Linked DNA regions of Homo sapiens: all the other regions are linked to region 4. Evidence: chromatin contacts called from ENCODE Hi-C or POLR2A ChIA-PET data. All regions are on one chromosome and are shown on one strand. Each heading gives the region's core, a stretch centred on a gene start or an enhancer-like site at or near the end of the contact. The rest is flanking DNA. Distances are from core to core; before and after follow the strand shown. Region 1 overlaps LINC01104 (long intergenic non-protein coding RNA 1104). Region 2 has its middle 18 kb from the start of PDCL3. Region 3 holds the start of AFF3 (ALF transcription elongation factor 3). Region 4 overlaps CHST10 (carbohydrate sulfotransferase 10).

What was found. A loop is a pair of places that touch in the nucleus more often than their neighbours do. ChIA-PET counts read pairs that join two places held with the same protein, here RNA polymerase II (POLR2A). Pooled maps may share reads with other maps.
Region 1: a pooled map shows a loop between it and region 4 (5-fold over the local background). The contact joins two enhancer-like sites. A Hi-C loop is called at or near these places in 7 of 37 single-sample maps with no recorded cell type and 6 of 50 pooled maps. POLR2A ChIA-PET finds 5 or more read pairs at or near these places in 2 of 52 experiments (GM12878 and activated B cell).
Region 2: a loop to region 4 is called in a pooled map, with 6 times the contacts of the local background. The contact joins two enhancer-like sites. A Hi-C loop is called at or near these places in 2 of 37 single-sample maps with no recorded cell type and 3 of 50 pooled maps. POLR2A ChIA-PET finds 5 or more read pairs at or near these places in 3 of 52 experiments (CD8-positive, alpha-beta T cell, activated B cell and activated CD4-positive, alpha-beta T cell).
Region 3: a loop to region 4 is called in a pooled map, with 15 times the contacts of the local background. The contact joins the promoter of AFF3 here to the enhancer-like site in region 4. A Hi-C loop is called at or near these places in 11 of 37 single-sample maps with no recorded cell type and 4 of 50 pooled maps. POLR2A ChIA-PET finds 5 or more read pairs at or near these places in 1 of 52 experiments (activated B cell).

Annotation. Positions count from the first base shown.
Region 1 is chr2:100,232,807-100,236,852 of GRCh38, reverse strand. The region is part of intron 1 of LINC01104 (long intergenic non-protein coding RNA 1104); the gene reads right to left. Among named protein-coding and RNA genes, the nearest start is that of LINC01104, 27 kb to the right of the region's middle. Within about 2 kb of position 1,657, at least 5 of the 41 ENCODE cell types and tissues checked have a DNase peak (open chromatin) inside an H3K27ac peak, as active enhancers do.
Region 2 is chr2:100,578,854-100,582,912 of GRCh38, reverse strand. No RefSeq gene overlaps it. Among named protein-coding and RNA genes, the nearest start is that of PDCL3, 18 kb to the right of the region's middle. Within about 2 kb of position 2,057, at least 12 of the 41 ENCODE cell types and tissues checked have a DNase peak (open chromatin) inside an H3K27ac peak, as active enhancers do.
Region 3 is chr2:100,141,162-100,145,525 of GRCh38, reverse strand. AFF3 (ALF transcription elongation factor 3) reads left to right here and starts at 2,936. Exons shown (of 25, transcript NM_001386135.1): 1 at 2,936-3,042.
Region 4 is chr2:100,392,067-100,396,427 of GRCh38, reverse strand. CHST10 (carbohydrate sulfotransferase 10) reads left to right here. Exons shown (of 7, transcript NM_004854.5): 6 at 814-919; 7 at 2,646-4,361. The coding sequence ends at 3,183. Among named protein-coding and RNA genes, the nearest start is that of CHST10, 23 kb to the left of the region's middle. RefSeq lists enhancers at 708-967, 1,138-1,397, 1,668-1,777, 2,348-2,417, 4,157-4,361. Within about 2 kb of position 2,132, at least 3 of the 41 ENCODE cell types and tissues checked have a DNase peak (open chromatin) inside an H3K27ac peak, as active enhancers do.

The sequences.
Region 1 (4,046 bases), core at 408-2,907, 160 kb after region 4:
GTTAAGTGTAATCAATATGCATTCATTCTAATTATCATCTAATAGTTCGGGACCTTGTGCTTTGGGTATCCTCTCCCCAAGGTGTTTGTTTGTGTGCTTATTTGAAATCTGTCAGTAAAGACAAGTACTTCCTACAGAATGCACAACACCACTCTCCATGGATGGTTCTTGGAAGGTTTCCTGAGAAGTGAGGGAAATGTCACAGAAAAGCCATGGTGATTTTGAGCTGAAATCACTAACTCTGCCTTTGCCGTATTATAATGTGTAATAATTAGAAATCATTCTGAAGCCATCTAGAATCTTGCCCTAACAGTTCTCTCACACCTGAGAACTGTTGTCCATGGCATAGGTTTCTCTGAGAAGGGCTTTGAAAATGAGCTATTGCATTCGTTTGCTAAGGCTGCCTTTACAAAGTACCACAATCTGAGCAACATAAACTACAGAGAGGTGTTCTCTTGCAGCTCTGCAGGCTGGAAGCCCGAGACCAAGGCGTCAGCAGGTGTCCTTCTGAGGGCTGTGATGGAGAATCTGCTCCAGGCCCTTCTCTTTGGCTTGTAGGTAGCCGTCTTCATGTTCACACGGCATTCCCTCTGTATGTGGGTCTGTGTCCAAATTTCCCCTTTGTATAAAGTCATACGGATTAGGGGCCCATCCTAATCCAATGTGATCTCAACAGGCCTATTTCCAAATGTGGTCACATTCTGAGGTACAGGAGTTAGGACTTCAATCTGTGAATTTTGGGGGCCACACTTCAACTCATAACAGCTGTGGCAACAGCTGACTCTGATACATTGAGAGACTGTGGAAGGCCTCTCGTTCTCCCCTCGCTCCTCTCCTCCCTGCCCCTCTGGGCTCTTTCCCTATCCTTCACCCACCAATATCTGAAAACCCTTAGAGACTTGTCCCTTTGCATCTTAAAGTTGGCTTGGTCTCCTGGGATCTCACCCAGATTGCAGTTATGCCCAGGAGAGGCAGCAATAAGCCATTTCAGTGAGCTCCCGACTGTCGTGGCTTTTAACCTCCATGTGTTAAGGTGTGTCCACACCTTCACTGCCAGGTCCAGCTTTCTGGCTGGAAGGCCCGCAGCATACAAGAAAGCCATGGGGCACACTCAGTGGGATGGAGCAAGGGGTGGGAGATAGGTCTGGAAAGATCCAAAGGCAAAAATCAAAGGCAGCAATATCAGAGCAGGAGAAACTGAGCGGATCTGGGTTTGAGTCTTGGCTCTGTTACTTCTGGCTGGGTGACTTGGACAAGTCACCTGACCTCCCCGTCTGCTTGATGTGCTTATCGTCATACCTACCTGCAGGTAAGGCCACAAAATGCCCAGGAAATACGTTATGGTGGTTCTAATATCCTCGACGACTTCATCATTCTCCCTGGGCCTAGCACCGGCTGGCGGTAAAGGCGTAAGCTCTGCAATGCCTCGGAAGACTCAGCGGCTGTGAACTTGCCTTTGACACAAAAGCTGCTCTTACAGTGAGAACAGGGCCTGGAGCCCCCAGCTCCCCAGGCTCCCTGACCTGCGGTTGAGTTCTACATGCACAGCCAGGGCTGCACAGCTTCCTGAGCAGCGGGGAGGCTGTGGGCAGGAAGGGGAAATGAGAGTGGCCGAGGCTGTGCACACCTGGGCTGGATCAATGGCCACGTTGTAAAGCCGGCCCTCTGGGACGGCCTGCAATGCCCGGATCTATAGCTGTGTTAGTCATCGCCTCACCAGGCCTTCGTTTGTTTTTCAAAGTTTTGTTAGTGTGACTTGCACCTCCAGTAACTCATCTTTAACTGCCCTCCCTCCTATCTGACCCAGTTCGCACACCATTCATCTTTTCTTCTTCCTAATACATTTGATTTTCTTTACGCTCTCCATCTCAGTCTTGCTCTCTCTCTCTTTTTCTCTTTAATTTCTTCAGTCAACTAGAGATGGGGAAGCAGACCACCTGGGATGAAGGAGAGAAAGTGCTGAAGGGGAAAAGGCCACCTAGCTACATTAAGCTGGGAAAGTCTGTTTAGCTGACTTTGAAGTCCGCTAGCTCTCAGGCACTCGTCCTAGCAGACATGAGCAGCACCTTCCATTGCTAGGATTATCATTTACCTAAATTCCACTTACTTGCAGGCTGAGCCCATTTCAACTGGAGAAGTCCTTAAGAAGGTTGCCTTGCCCAACCACACGTTGCAGATGAGAAAACCAGGACTCTGGGAAGCTTACAAATTAGTTGTTCAAAGACACGTAACCAATTGCAACTCTTGATTCGAGGATCTAAATAAACTTTGCCACATAGACTTCCCCATACCTTCCTTTGTTTATTCATGTGGGAAATTTGTCTCTTAGAGCCTCTATGAAATATCACTTTGAATGCCCACATGTTTACAAATTTCATGAATAACCCCTCCAGATAGCCACTGAATGGAAATGTGTTTCAGCCTACACTAAGATGTGCCCTGCCTTTTTCTTCTGATGACATGGTGCAAAGTTATGTAAAATTCCAAACCTTACAAGAATGTAAGTAATCTCATTTCTAGGGACATGCTGCCAAAAATTGGTGCATAATTCTCCGTCTTCTTTTTTCACACTGATACTAACCCTCTTACTGTTGCTGTTGATTACTTTGGATGTGGACTCATACCACCAATGCAGTTCGGAGCTTGCGTTTTTCACTTTACATATCAGTAGGGACAGGAAGGTCTAACCCATTCTTAAGACGTGTGTGGTATTTCATCTTTCGGCTGTACCAGCATTTATTTAATCTTCTTCTTCAGAGTTCATTTGGGTTACTTTTACGTTTTTAATACTTTAAAGTCTTTAAACAAAGCCCCAAGGAACATTCTTGAGGCTTTAGAGGCTTAAATGTTAGAAGTAGAAATACAGAGTTAAAAGATTAGAACTTTAAACATTTCAGTAGATATTGCTAGGTTGCAAGCCAAGAAGGTGTACTGATTTACACTTGCACCAACAATGTACCTGGGTGCCAGTTACTTCCTATACCCTCACCAATGCTGAACTTCATCAGCCCATTTTTACGTTGGTCAATTTGATAAGTGGAACAATATGTCATTGCAGTTTAATGAGCACATCTTGATTAGCCCTTGTTTCCTCTTCCTGGCCAGTCACTGCTTCTTGACTTTTCTCACCCCTTAATGCATATATACATGGGAAGTATCCACACATTTTTAGTCGATGTTTTAGTTAGCAAAACATAGCCAGAAGGCAATAAGTGGCAAATTCACACCCTAAAGTTCAGAGCGGAGAGTAAGTGACTTTCAGACAAGCGGTACCATCACGCGCCTCCATTAGCCCAGCTACGTGTCTGTTACCATATTCAAAACTCATAACCAAGACATTTTCTGGCTGCCTTGACACAACAGGGATGATATTAGCTGGATGAGAGCGCTGAAGAACAATTCTGTTTCACAGACAGGTGTCTTCTCCAACCAATCAGGCAGCCACCTCTACAATCACTCCAAGGGTGATGCCTCACATAAGGTAAAACTTGCAGGACCAACAGTGAGAAATGAACCTCGCCCCTGCTGGCCTGCACCACCTCAGACTTTAATCATTTTCCACTCTGGCCTGTTGAGCTATTTCTTGTCTCAGCATGGGGCATATGCTGGCTGGTCTCCAATAGACCTCATGTATGGCAGGTGCCGATGGCCATGAGAAGGAAGTTGCTGGGTGGATAGGTTCTGACTCTACCCTGGATCTGATTGGCTCTGGTGTTCATGGGGGTCTGCTCTGTTTGGATTCCCCAGACAACTTGACCTGCCCTTCCTCCCACCCTTTCTATTTTAACCTCATCTAATGATAGCTGGAAATGAGCCAGTTCCAGAACTGGCAAGAAACCTGACTTGTCCAGGTGGCCACAAGACCACCCCCAAAGCCAGCTTGGACCTCTGCCCCTGAGTGGAACTGCTCATAAAACATGTTCTGTGTTTCTCCTCTCAGACACACATTTCTGAAATTAATATGTCACCACCTTCACTGGGGTCACTGCCTGATGGAGGGCAAGGCTATGTATACTCATGTACCTGGCAACGATATCTGATTTATT
Region 2 (4,059 bases), core at 808-3,307, 190 kb before region 4:
TCTGCTGGCTTTCATTCAGGATGCCTTATCTGTGGCATCCTGTGATTTTGTGGGTTTGTGATATTTTTACTAGAAGCTCATGTTCTTGGAGCTTCTAGGAGAGAGTTTGAGGCTAAATCAAAGGTGTGTTCTAGCATAGATACGCAGTTGCTTTGGCTATGAGCTCAGAGGTACTACCAGCTTAGGGCATCTTTTTCTTTTTTTTTTTTTTTTGAGACGGAGTCTCGGCTCACTGCAAGCTCCGCCTCCCGGGTTCACGCCATTCTCCTACCTCAGCCTCCGGAGCAGTTGGGACCACAGGCGCCCGCCACCACGCCTGGCTAATTTTTTGTATTTTTAGTAGAGACAGGGTTTCACCATGTTAACCGGGATGGTCTCCATCTCCTGACCTCGTGATCCACCCGCCTTGGCCTCCCAAAGTGCTGGGATTACAGGCGTGAGCCACCGCACCCGGCCTTTTTTTGGGGGGAGGGGGGACAGAGTTTTGCTCTTGCTGCCCAAGATGGAGTACAATGGCGCAATCTCAGCTCACTGCAACCTCTGCCTCCCAGGTTCAAGTGATTCTCCTGCCTCAGCCTCCCAAGTAGCTGGGATTACAGGTGCCCGCCACCACGCCCAGCTAATTTTTTGTATTTTTTAGTAGCAACGGGGTTTCACCGTGTTAGCCAGGATGGTCTTGATCTCCTGACCTTGTGATCCGTCCGCCTCAGCCTCCCGAAGTGCTGGGATTACAGGCGTGAGCTACTGTGCCCGGCTGGGGCTTTATCTGTGGAGAGCATTTGAGGCTAAATCAAAGGTGTGCTCTAGCATAGATATGCAGTTGCTTTGGCCGTGAACTAAGAGGTACTACCAGCTTAGGATGTCTTTCTTTCTTTCTCTTTTTTTTTTTTTTTTTTTTTTTTTTTTAGACAGAGTTTTGCTCTTGTTGCCCAGGCTGGACTGCAACCTCTGCCTCCCAGGTTCAAGTGATTCTCCTGCTTCAGCCTCCCAAGTAGCTGGGATTACAGGCGCCCACCACCACGCCCAGCTAATTTTATATTTTTAGTAGAGACAGGTTTTCACCATGTTGGCCAGGCTGTTCTGGAACTCCTGACCTCAGATGATCCACCCTCCTCGGCCTCCCAAAGTGCTAGGATTACAGGCATGAACCACCGCGCCCAGCCTAGGGCCTCTTTGAGAACCTGGTTTGAGAGGATTTTAGACCTGATGTAGCATGAGAATTAGAACTACAAACCTGCATGAGGGAAGGCTTGTAGTTGGCATCTCAGAGACAACTATGTTCTCTTCCAGCTAGTGCCAGTTTCCCCTAACACTGAATGCAATCTTTTGGGATTCCAGCTGTTTGCACAGAGACTTCCTAATCAGACCCCCAACTTAGGCACTCCCCACGCTAATCCCCTGTCACCTGGGCCCCACAAGTCCATCCTAATAGAAGCACAGCATCACTAAGATTTGGTTTGTATCCCTAGGGAGAAAAGTTGAATGCCCCCTTACCTTCCTGAAGTTCTGCTTTCACTTTGTGTTTGGCCTCTCAGAATGTTTTCCTTTCTTACCAACTCAGTGAAACAGTTAAGAACATAACATTTAAAAATAAGTTTTCTCCAACAGCTTGAGTCATCATCAGGTGGGTTTTTTAGTGTTCCTCAAGTGCTGGAAATGGAAGTCCAAAAGCCGGGCCCATGAAGTTACTGAAAGGCAATGGTGACAGCTAGAGGCAGGGAATACAGAGTACTCTTGTGTTATGTCAAGTAATTCAGCATCGGGCAGTAGAAAGCTAGAATGAATGTTTTGTTTGAGGTTTTCTTTGACGGGTGGTTTTATCAGGAAATGCATCAGCTGCTACTAACAGAGACCAAGACGGAAGTTACGTCTTTCCTAATGACAGAAGTCCAGAGAGGACAGTCAAGGGCTGGGATATAGTGGCTCCACAGCATCTTTGGGAATATTGTCCTTACTGCTTTGCCTCTATGTATAAATACCTCACGGCCCACGCAGGCTGCAGTCGCATGCACACTTCCGTCAGAAAGTAGAAGGAAGGGGGTTAAGCCCACAAAGGGCACATGACAGTTGTCTGTTCCTCCTAGTAGCAGCTTGCCCAGAACTGAACTCCCAGCCAACCACCCACAGCTCAAGAGAGGCCGGGGTTTACTCTTCCAGCGGGTCCCATTGCCACTGGAGTAGAGGGGGAGAATCCTGGATACTGGTGGGCAACCAGCACTCTCTGCCACAGGACCCTAACACTGTTACTACCTGAAGGCCCCATGTCCAGGGAGAAGCGGAAATCAAGACGGATGATTACTGAAGCAAAGAATGGGGTAGAGAATGTGGTCAAAAGCAGAGAGGGAGGGAGGGGACTTGGAAACAGGCACATCTTCACTTGAGACTGACAGCCACCTGTCTCTAAGGTTATATCTGTGAGTAATAGCTGGTTTCTGTAAGCAGGACAAAAGCACTTTCTTTTTTTTTTTTTGGAGACAAAATTTCACTCTTGTTGCCCAGGCTGGAGTGCAGTGGCGCAATCTTGGCTCGCTGCAATCTCCACCTCCCAGGTTCAAGCACTTCTCCTGCCTCAGCCTCCCAAGTAGCTGGAATTATAGGGCGCTACCATGCCCAGCTAATTTTTGTATTTAGTAGAGATGGGGTTTCACCATGTTGGTCAGGCTGGCCTGGAACTCCTGACCTCAGGTGATCCACCCACCTCGGCCTCCCAAGGTGCTGGGATTACAGGTGTGAGTCACTGTACCCGGCCCCTTTCATGGGAGCATGTTTCTCACGCAGGCGCTGCAGTCACAACACTTGTTGCCTGCCATACCTGAAAGGTAGTTGGTCAAGATTTGGGATTATAGGCTGGGCGCGGTGGCTCACACCTGTAGTCCCAGCACTTTGGGAGGCCGAGACTGGTGGATCACGAGGTCAGGAGATCAAGACCATCCTGGCTAACACGGTGAAACCCCATCTCTACTAAAAATACAACAACAACAAAAAAATTAGTGGGGCGTGGTGGAGGGCGCCTGTAGTCCCAGCTACTCGGAAGGCTGAGGCAGGAGAATGGTGTGAACCCAGGAGGCGGAGTTTGCAGTGAGCCAAGATCACGCCACTGCACTCCAGCCTGGGCAACAGAGCAAGACTCCGTCTCAAAAAAAAAAAAATATATATATATATATATATATATATTTGGGATTATATAAGAAGGTTGAGTTTAAAGCTGGAGGTAATAAATGCCAAAAAAAAAAAAAAAAAAACTTTTGGCCCTCCCTGATGACAGAGGGACACCCTTCTAAATTGCCCTTCCATCTCTCTCATAGATGCCTTTCATAGCCAGCAGAACTGTTTTTTTTTTTTGTTGTTTTTTTTTTTTTTGAGACAGAGTCTCACTCTGGCACCTAGGCTGGAGTGTGCAGTGGTGTGCTTGGCTCACTGCAACCTCCACCTCCCGGGTTTAAGTGATTCTCCTGCCTCAGCCTCCCAAGTAGCTGGGATTACAGGCGTTGTGCCACCATGCCCTGCTAATTTTTTGTATTTTTAGTAGAGTTGGGGTTTCACCATGTTGGCCAGGCTGGTCTCAAACTCCTATCCTCAGGTGATCTGCCCCTCTTGGCCCCCCAAAGTGCTGGGATTACAGGCATCAGCCACCTCGCCCAGCCCAGCGCAACTTTCTGAAGTCCTTCTGAACCACCAGGAAGCGGCTCAGCTGTAGGTCTCTGCAGAAGCAATGACTCAGGGCGTGAGAAGGTGAAGTTAGGTGTGCAATGAAGGAGGTGTATGTCATCTATCCACATCCTTTCTCTCCTCCACAAAAGAAGGAAGTATTTGATTATACAATCCTATCAATTTCACTATTCCCAATCATTTATTATCCCAATTTTCTGGAACCATTTCCCACCAATCACTTAAGAAAGGGCTACCCCAGCCGGGCACAGTGGCTCACAACTGTAATCCCAGCACTTTGGAAGGCTGAGGCGGGTGGATCGCTTGAGCCCAGGAGTTTGAGACCAGGCAGGCAACATGGTGAAACTCTGTCTCAACATAAAATACAAAAAAAAAAAAAAAAAAAAAATT
Region 3 (4,364 bases), core at 1,687-4,186, 250 kb after region 4:
GCTGATCTCGAACTCCTGACCTCAAGCAATCCGCCCACATCAGCCTCCCAAAGTGCTGAGATTACAGGCATGAGCCACCACGTCTAACCACCTAGCTATTTTTTAAAAATTTTTAATTTTTTTGTGCAGACAAGGTCTCACTACGTTGCCTAGACTGGTCTCGAACTCCTGGCCTCGAGCAATCCTCCTGCCTCAGCCTCCCAAAGCACTGGGCTTACAGGCATGAGCCACCAATCCTGGCCAACTTTTTAATTAAAATGAAGACATTCTGCCTTAGAAGTAGTAGCTCTCCTTGGTATGAAATTTATAAATTTTACAAGCAGTTTACAGAATAGTGAGGTAAACAAACAGAATAACCATCATGATAATCTCCACCACTTACTGAATACTTATGACATCCTGCACACACACTATGTTGTTTAATTTCTACAGTCACTCTATGAGTGGGTACCGTATAGACGAGGAAGCTGAACGTAACATCCCCAAGTTACCCTTGCTAGTAAATGATAGAGGCTGAACCCAAACCCAGGTCTTTCTGGAGGCAGAGCCCACCCTCCTGACCATCAAATTGCCCATAGTATCATCTAACATGAAGGCAATGGCTTCAGCCCGCACAGGTGAGGAATTCTGCTTTGAGATGAGCAGGATGGAAGGGTTTTTAATATCCATGGGGATCTGCCAGATAGCCAATGGAAGTGAAGGCACCCTGAAAGAGGAAATAGCATGTGCAAAGCTGTGACATAAAGCAGCCTGAAAGTTCAAGAAACCATGAGTGGTGGTGGGATTGTTGGGTGGTGAGGAAGGAAGTGGTATCAAGGATGGCAAGAGATGGTATTGGGGAGTGGGCAGAGGCCACTGAATCCAACATCTCGCCTGCCCAGCGATGGAGCCTTGGGATTTTCCTGTGGGTGACAGGGAGCCATTGAAGCGTTTAAGGACTGGTCGTGGGGTGAGGGGAGTGTACTGTCATCATTTTTGTAGTCTTTTGCAGAGAAAATTTGGAGGCAGTTTGGAAAACACTCTAGAGCCTGACATGTGAGAGATGAGTTAGGAGGTCACGTGTCCCCACTTTTCTAATTTTGTATCTTCTTCAGCAAAAAAGTCTTTGCCGCCTATTCTGAGCAGATGTATGATTATTCACAAATGATATACAATACAACTGTATTCACACATTGCATGCCTTGAAACATACACAAAATGTAAACACTAAAAACATGACGTAAAAATAGATGTAAGTCTGGGAACTCGATGGAGGTGGTGGCTGCACAGCATTGTGAGTGTACTCAATGCCACAGGATTCCCCATCTTAAAACGGCTCATTTTATGGTATGTGAGTCTTAATTAAATACAAAAACCAGACAAGTGTGGGTAGATAGACATTCAATTCCTTTCTTCTCATCCTTCAGTGAACGGTCTGGTGTGCCCTGGGTGCACGTACCCCTTGGGGATTAGGGCAGTGATGAGAGGCAATGGAGGGAGGGTGTGGCTGTGGAGATGCGGACGGGAAGAAGGATCTGAGGAGTGACTGAAGAGGTAGAATGGGCAGGGCTTGGTGATGGAAGGTTGAAGAGTATTCAGCAAAGAGAAGAACGTGGGAAGCCTCCCCATTTCTGGTTTGGGTATAAGATAAAGAAACGTTTTCTCCTTGCCAGGGACATGAGGCAGACAATACTGGGATAATTTCCCAGGGCTTGGGATAGGACTGGGTGGGGAAGTTTCTAGGTATCCATTCTCAGGATAAGGACGGGCCTGTTTGGATGAGGATAATGGAGGGTCAAACCTGAAGAAGCCAGATTAGCAGAGGCAAAGTGAGAGATCAGAAGGTGGTAAACTCAGAAGGGGGTAGAGACCTGAGGAGCAAGCTGGGACAAGGCAGGAGGGAATTCACAGGCCACATGGTAAGTAATGAGTGGGGTAGAGGACAGAGCAGGGTTTCATTGTGGCGAGTCTGACGGGAGGTGCTGGGGGATGTTCCAGGAGAACAGCAGAAATGTGTGATGCTATGGATGTGGGCTTGGCAAGTTCCATCTGGAGCTGGGAAGAGGCCACCCATGGAGAACAGGAACCATGAGGCGGAGAGTGGAGCTTGCAGGAGGGCGAAAATTAAGACCAAAGAATGGAAGCCTGCCAGTGTGAGAGACCGCCTGACAAAAACCAGGAGAGTATGGAGTCATGGCGGCCCAGGCAGAAGTTCTGGGAGGAAAGAAATGGTCAACACTACAGGGAAGTCAAACACTGCCAGTGGAGACAAATAGGACAGGAACTGAAAAAGCATCCATTAGTGAATCCCTGGTGTCATTAGTGAAAATAATTCCAGGCATGAATGGGGAGAGGGAAGGGTGTCGGGCAGGAAGTCCAGTGCCCGTGGGTTGACTGAATGGGAGATGAGGAGGTAACACCCATCATGTAGGTCATGTAGAGCAGCCTTAGGACATCTGATTCCTTGCCTAAGACTCTTCTTTCCTGGTGTAGCTTTGTTCTAGAAAGGTCTGGAAGACTTGTCACAGTTCCAATGCAGGATGAGCCTTTGGTCCTGATCTCTTGGAGGCCCAGACAGCCTGGGAAACCAGCAGAGCTTTGGACAAGTTAAGCAGCCCATTGAAATCAACATTCTTGATAATCATATATCTAAGAGATTCCAAAATGTTCCTGGGATTCTTTTATGGGTCTGCATAGGGTTAGAAAGCACAGGAGTCAAAGAGACCTTCTCCCTTGGCCTCCAGGGCCACCATCCTCTGCTTTTGTCAGTTGGTCTCCCCAGAGTAGAGTCCAGGTTCCTGCTTCCAGCCTTCTGGTAGACCAGGCCCTGCCACAAGTGAGAGTTGGCCGGTTGGGTATCTGGTTTAGTCACTCGCCTCCACACTTTCACATCCTCTATCAACACCTGCACACTTGGGTTGTGACCACACATGCTCTTCCTGTTTGTACAGAAAGTGCCATTCAGAAAGCTCGCCAGCGAGAAGAGAGCTCCACGCTCAGCCTCAGAAGAAAGACGTTCAACGACTTACTGGGGAGAGAAAGAAAAGGAACGGGAGCTGAGAGGTAAGATCAAACTGGAGGGTGTGCGGGCCCTCTAGGATGCCTTGCCTGGAAGAGAGGTAGCCCCGACTTTGTGTCCTGAAGGGTGGCGCTCTAAGTAGCTGTGCCCATGCTCCGCTGGTCAGGGCAGGGGGAGCATTCTTGGTCAGCCTCACCGAGATGGTCCAGGCCCTGGTGAACAGCCAGAGGGATTGAGAAGGAAGAGATGGGATGTGACCAAAGTTGGTCACTGAAGCCGTCAGTGTGTGTGCGTGTGCATGTGTGTGTGTGTGTGTGGTAGAGGGTGCACATAAAGAAGACATAACCTGAGTGTGAACATGCTCACACACATATTTATGATGCTGGCTGGGGCCTTATGAAAAGTGTGTCTTAACCTCATGTTGCTCATTAGCTATAACCTCAAAAATAGAAACCATGACATGGCCACAGACTGGATCCCAGTCAATGGCCCCAGTGAGTGAGCTTGCAAGGAGAGATCATGGGCAGTTCCACCTAAGGCCACCGTCACTTCTGCAGAAATGACTTGGAATAATGACCTCCTCACTGTTAGGGGCTAACAGCACTATATTTGTATTTCTTGGATGGAACATTGTATATGTGTGTATTTGTGTGTGTGTGTCTGTGTATGTGCATAAACACATCATGTATTTATACACATGACATTGTGTGTATGTGTGTTTATGTGTGTATATATATGTACACACACATATGATATAATGCAATATACACAGTGACCAGATTTTTGAAACCAAAGAGAACTAATAGCAAGACAAAGGGGTTTTTTTCCTAATATGTGATTTCCTTGCTATTCGAGTCTCACATATATAAAAATGAAATATGTCTACACATGTGTTTCATAATTCCTTTTATTCAAAGAGGGGATCATTCAGGTAGCTAAAGGTCAAGTGTTTACAATAACAAAGTGGTGGTAAACTCATTCTTTGAATGTTGATCGTACAAACTAAATAATCCATCAAAAAATGTTGTCTCTGCCATTATTAAAAGCATGTGTTCCTTGGTGCAAAATTTAAGAATGTTCTAACTACAAGAGCACCTTCCTTTACCTAGGGCTATCCCATCTCACTGTTGAAGTGAAGTGATTACAGTGAAAGTAATACAGACATTTAATATTCTTAGTTTTGGTTGTGTTTCTGTCAACTGCTATTCCCTTGTTCTAGGCGTAACTGCACTTAGTGTTTAGTGGTGTTATGCATATGTATATTTGATTTGCATTTAGAAAATAGAAAAATATATACATTGCTTATTTTCCAGATTTCAAGGTTTAAATTCCCACTCTAACATGATGGTTTTAGGCAAGTCACTAT
Region 4 (4,361 bases), core at 883-3,382:
GAGAAAACCTCAGCATACTGACAGTGTATTTCCATTTGTCTGTATTGAGAAAAGAGTGAAAAACCTGCTCAGCCACCAACCCTAGGATGGTCTCTGCCCAAGTTCCATTCAGCAGCCTGGACCTGCACTGGTCCCTGATGACAGACCCTGGCTGTTGGCACGGCCCTGCCTTCTCGACATACCTTGTCCTCTTTTGACTCCTGTCTCAAATGTATCACAGCTCCCATAGCTTAGTCAGATTTTTCCAGCATCAAAAGGTCTTTGCTCTTTGCCAGCCTGGGATGCTGCTGGGGTACCTGAGAGCCACTGTGGGCCAGGGGCATGTGGTGCTTGGAGAGCTTAGCCTGTCTATGGGATGGGGCTGTGAAGCTGCTGCGGGCATCTGTTAGCATGACGTTCCAAAGTCCTGCTTCTCTGGCATTTTCCCCCAGTCTCAGAGTAGAGTAAGTGTTGCTGGTGTTAGGAGTTCTGTTTGCATGCAGCGATCTTCCTCTAATGGCAGATTTAGCCCAGTTAGGTCCATTGCCAGGGGTAGGCACTGCCAGCATTTCCACTCCTGCTCCCTCCCCCTCCTCCCTGAAATCATCAGTTTCCTCTAGTTGGCTTATGGATTCCCAGAAGCTTTTCTTCACTCGTTCATCCTGCTGGCAGAAGCAGTTGAAATTCAAAGACCTAAACTTGGATATTGGGGGTGGGCTTGTCATGCACACGTGGGGAACATGAGGCCCAAGGTAAAGATGAGGTAAGGACATGCCCTTCTCTAAGGGGCGTACTGGAGCAGCCAACCTGCCTTCCTTTCCGTTTACTTCCCAGGAGCATTTTCTTCCATTGAGGAGATCCCCGAAAACGTGGTGCACGACCACGAGAAGAACGGCCTTCCTCGGCTCTCTTCCTTCAGTGATGCAGAAATTCAGAAGCGGTGAGAACAGCTTCCTCAAAGGGGAGGGGGGAGTTTTTGTAAACCTGAGAAGAAATTTGGGGAAAACCCCAGGCTGAGTTCTGTACTTGGCAGATTGATCGGAGGACCACAGAGGGCTGTCGGTTTGCATCAGTGAGAGGCAGCTAAGCTACACCCCCCATTCGGCGCCTCAAAACTCTCAGTTCCTTCTGAGAATTTCCAGCCTTACCTTCACACAGTCCATTAACATGAAGGTGACATCATTTTGTTAATAGAAATTAGCAGGCAACTTTGTTCTGCTTTGGTAAAGTTTTATAGATTGCTTGCTGAATATGATCTTTTCTTTATAAGAAAGGGATTTGGATTGCAGAGATCTCACTGAGTATTTGATTCTCCCAGAGGCATTGTGCCCACTGCTGTGGGAGCTGCCCCTGCAGTGGTTGTGTGGGCTGCATCCAGCATGGGCAGGGTAGAGAGACGGAACCCCTGATCGCAGCAAGGACGGAGTCCAGGCTGGGCGCAGTGGCTCATGCCTGTAATACCAGCACTTTGGGAGGCCGAGGTGGGCGGATCATTTGAAGTCAGGAGTTCAAGACAAGTGTGACTGACAGAAACCCCGTTTCTACTAAAAAAAAAAAAATAGCCCGCTGTGGTGGCACACACGTGTAGTCCTAGCTACTCAGGAGGCTGAAGCAGGAGAATCGCTTGAACCCTGGAGGCAAGGGTTGCAGTGAGCCAAGATCTGGCCACCGTACTCTAGCTGGGGCGACAGAGCAAGACTCTGTCTCAAAAAAAAAAAAAAAGAAGATGGAGTCCTTAGCTAATAGATGAGAAAGTTCTCATGTAGTAGCTCTCAGGTGGCCCAGGAGAGCAAGGCTGAAAAGGAGTGAGGATGCAAAAGCAGCGGCTCACGTCAGGTCACCAGCTGGATTTTGCCTCCTGGGTCTGCAGCCACCTGCCTTGCATGGCGCCTGACCTGCATGGCACCTGCCCATCCTTACAACCCTTACCAGAGATGCTCCTGGTGAGGAGTGTCCTGCTGTTGCCCTGAGCACTCATGGGGCTTTTGTGAGACTCAGTGAGTGAAGACACGGCAAAGCACAGAGAGCAGTTTCTGGCCTGTCGTAATCACACCGTGTTCTGTGATGTCACTGTTGTCATCGTCTTTGTCATCGTCACTGCTGCCGGCCCTCCTCCCCAGGGCCATGCTCTGCTGCCGCCCGCTTGCAGCTCACCCAGACCTGCTCCTGCCCTCTGGAGCGTGAAGCCTGACTCTCTGTTTTCTCTTGCCCCCCTTCCCCTGGCAATTTGAATTGAACTTTTAAAAATATGCCCTTAAAGTAACTTTCCCTGGCACCATCTATTCCTGACTCAGAGTTCCTGCCCTTATGATTTTCTGCCCAGGAACAAAATTTGTAAACATTCTTGAAGTTTTGAATCATTCAAGTAAAACAGAAGGTAGATTAAATAGATGTCTTCACAGTGACTGCCTACAATGAGTACTGTGGCCTTGGACAGGTAAGGTTTTCCAAGCCTCTGTTTTCTCACCTGCAAAGTGTGGTAATAACAGGATTAATCCACAGGATCTTGGAGTAGATTAAGAGACGTGTGGAATGCATTCATGGCAGCCTCGGCACGTGAGGGTCCCATACACAGTGCTGCACTCCGCTCATTCTTCCCTCTCCCGCCCCCTCAGCTGTGACCTCCTGTGGCATCAAGTTAACCTCTTGTTCGTTTTTTTCCTTAGATTGAAAACATACTTCAAGTTTTTTATTGTAAGAGATCCCTTCGAAAGACTTATTTCTGCATTTAAGGATAAATTTGTTCACAATCCCCGGTTTGAGCCTTGGTACAGGCATGAGATTGCTCCTGGCATCATCAGAAAATACAGGAGGAACCGGACAGAGACCCGGGGGATCCAGTTTGAAGATTTCGTGCGCTACCTCGGCGATCCGAACCACAGATGGCTAGACCTTCAGTTTGGGGACCACATCATTCACTGGGTGACGTATGTAGAGCTCTGTGCTCCCTGTGAGATAATGTACAGTGTGATTGGACACCACGAGACCCTGGAGGACGATGCCCCATACATCTTAAAAGAGGCTGGCATTGACCACCTGGTGTCATACCCGACTATCCCTCCGGGCATTACCGTGTATAACAGAACCAAGGTGGAGCACTATTTCCTGGGCATCAGCAAACGAGACATCCGACGCCTGTATGCCCGTTTCGAAGGGGACTTTAAGCTCTTTGGGTACCAGAAACCAGACTTTTTGCTAAACTAATGCATAAGACCTATGAATTCAAATATCTTTATTAGACCTGGGGCTAACCAGGTGAAGATCTGAGCCCAGAAATGACCCTTCCTCCACCACACCCCTCCTTTGAGGACGCCCGGGGTCTCCCACAGGCCTGTGAGTTGCCTCGGCATATGACGCAGAACCCCAACTGTTACAACTTAGTTTGGATGTAAGATGCTCTGAGGACCCTGCCCACACCCCTGCGTGCATTAGGATGTCGCTGGCCTTTGCTCACCTCAGAGGGGAGAAAAGGCTAAAGATTTGCAGTTTGACAGCCCAGCAGGGAGGAAGCATCACACAGCGTTAGGAGCCGTTTCCTTCAGGTGTTAAGGAAGGGGATGCCCCTGAGGTTCTCCTGGCTAGTCAGGGTGGCTTCACCCATCACTGGTGGGTTGCAGGAACAGCACCCAGGACTCTGAGGAGGGACAGAGAAGCAAGGGGGCTGCTGAAATCGCAGAGACTTTTGCAGCATCAGATCTGAGGAGTAAAACGGCACCTCTGGCCTTCATCTTGGTGCTGCGACAATTGTGGAGGCAAAGCATTCTTTCTGTGACTATTTTGTTCCTGTAGACAGTCAGCGATGGCCAGAGGGTGGTGTGGTGTCCAGGGGTCCATCTTTCCAGAATCCATGCCTGTGTAATGCTGGTCCATGCTTCTGAACCTGTGTCTGCCAAGCGCCTATTTCATTCAGCACAAGACATACGATTTTAGAAGGTGAGGGGAGGGGAGGCTTTTTCTACCTGAGAAGGGGAGTGTCTTTGAGGGCCTTAAAAGGACCATGGCCCAGGAATGGGGGCGCTGGTTGGGCTTGGAGCTCAGGCTGCTGTGGATCCCGGCGCATCAGTTCTGACTTGCCTTACCTGGGTGGACAGCAGTGAATCTCCACCTGTCTTCTCCAGGGAGCTCCCATGTTGGGGCTGAAGACGAGCAGGGGCAACCTGCCAGCATCACAGAATTCAGTGTAGTTTATACATTTCGATTCCTTTCATCTCAGCAAAATGGGCACTGCCAGAGCCATTTCTGATCACACCACCATCCTGGACCATGTGACTGGAAGGTGGGTAACCAAGTTCACCAGCAATAAAACCCAGCGCCCAGGTAGCCTCCAGCAGTGCGGCTTCCTGGCAACAAGGTAGGCCCTGGTGCAGGGCAAGCCGCAGCGA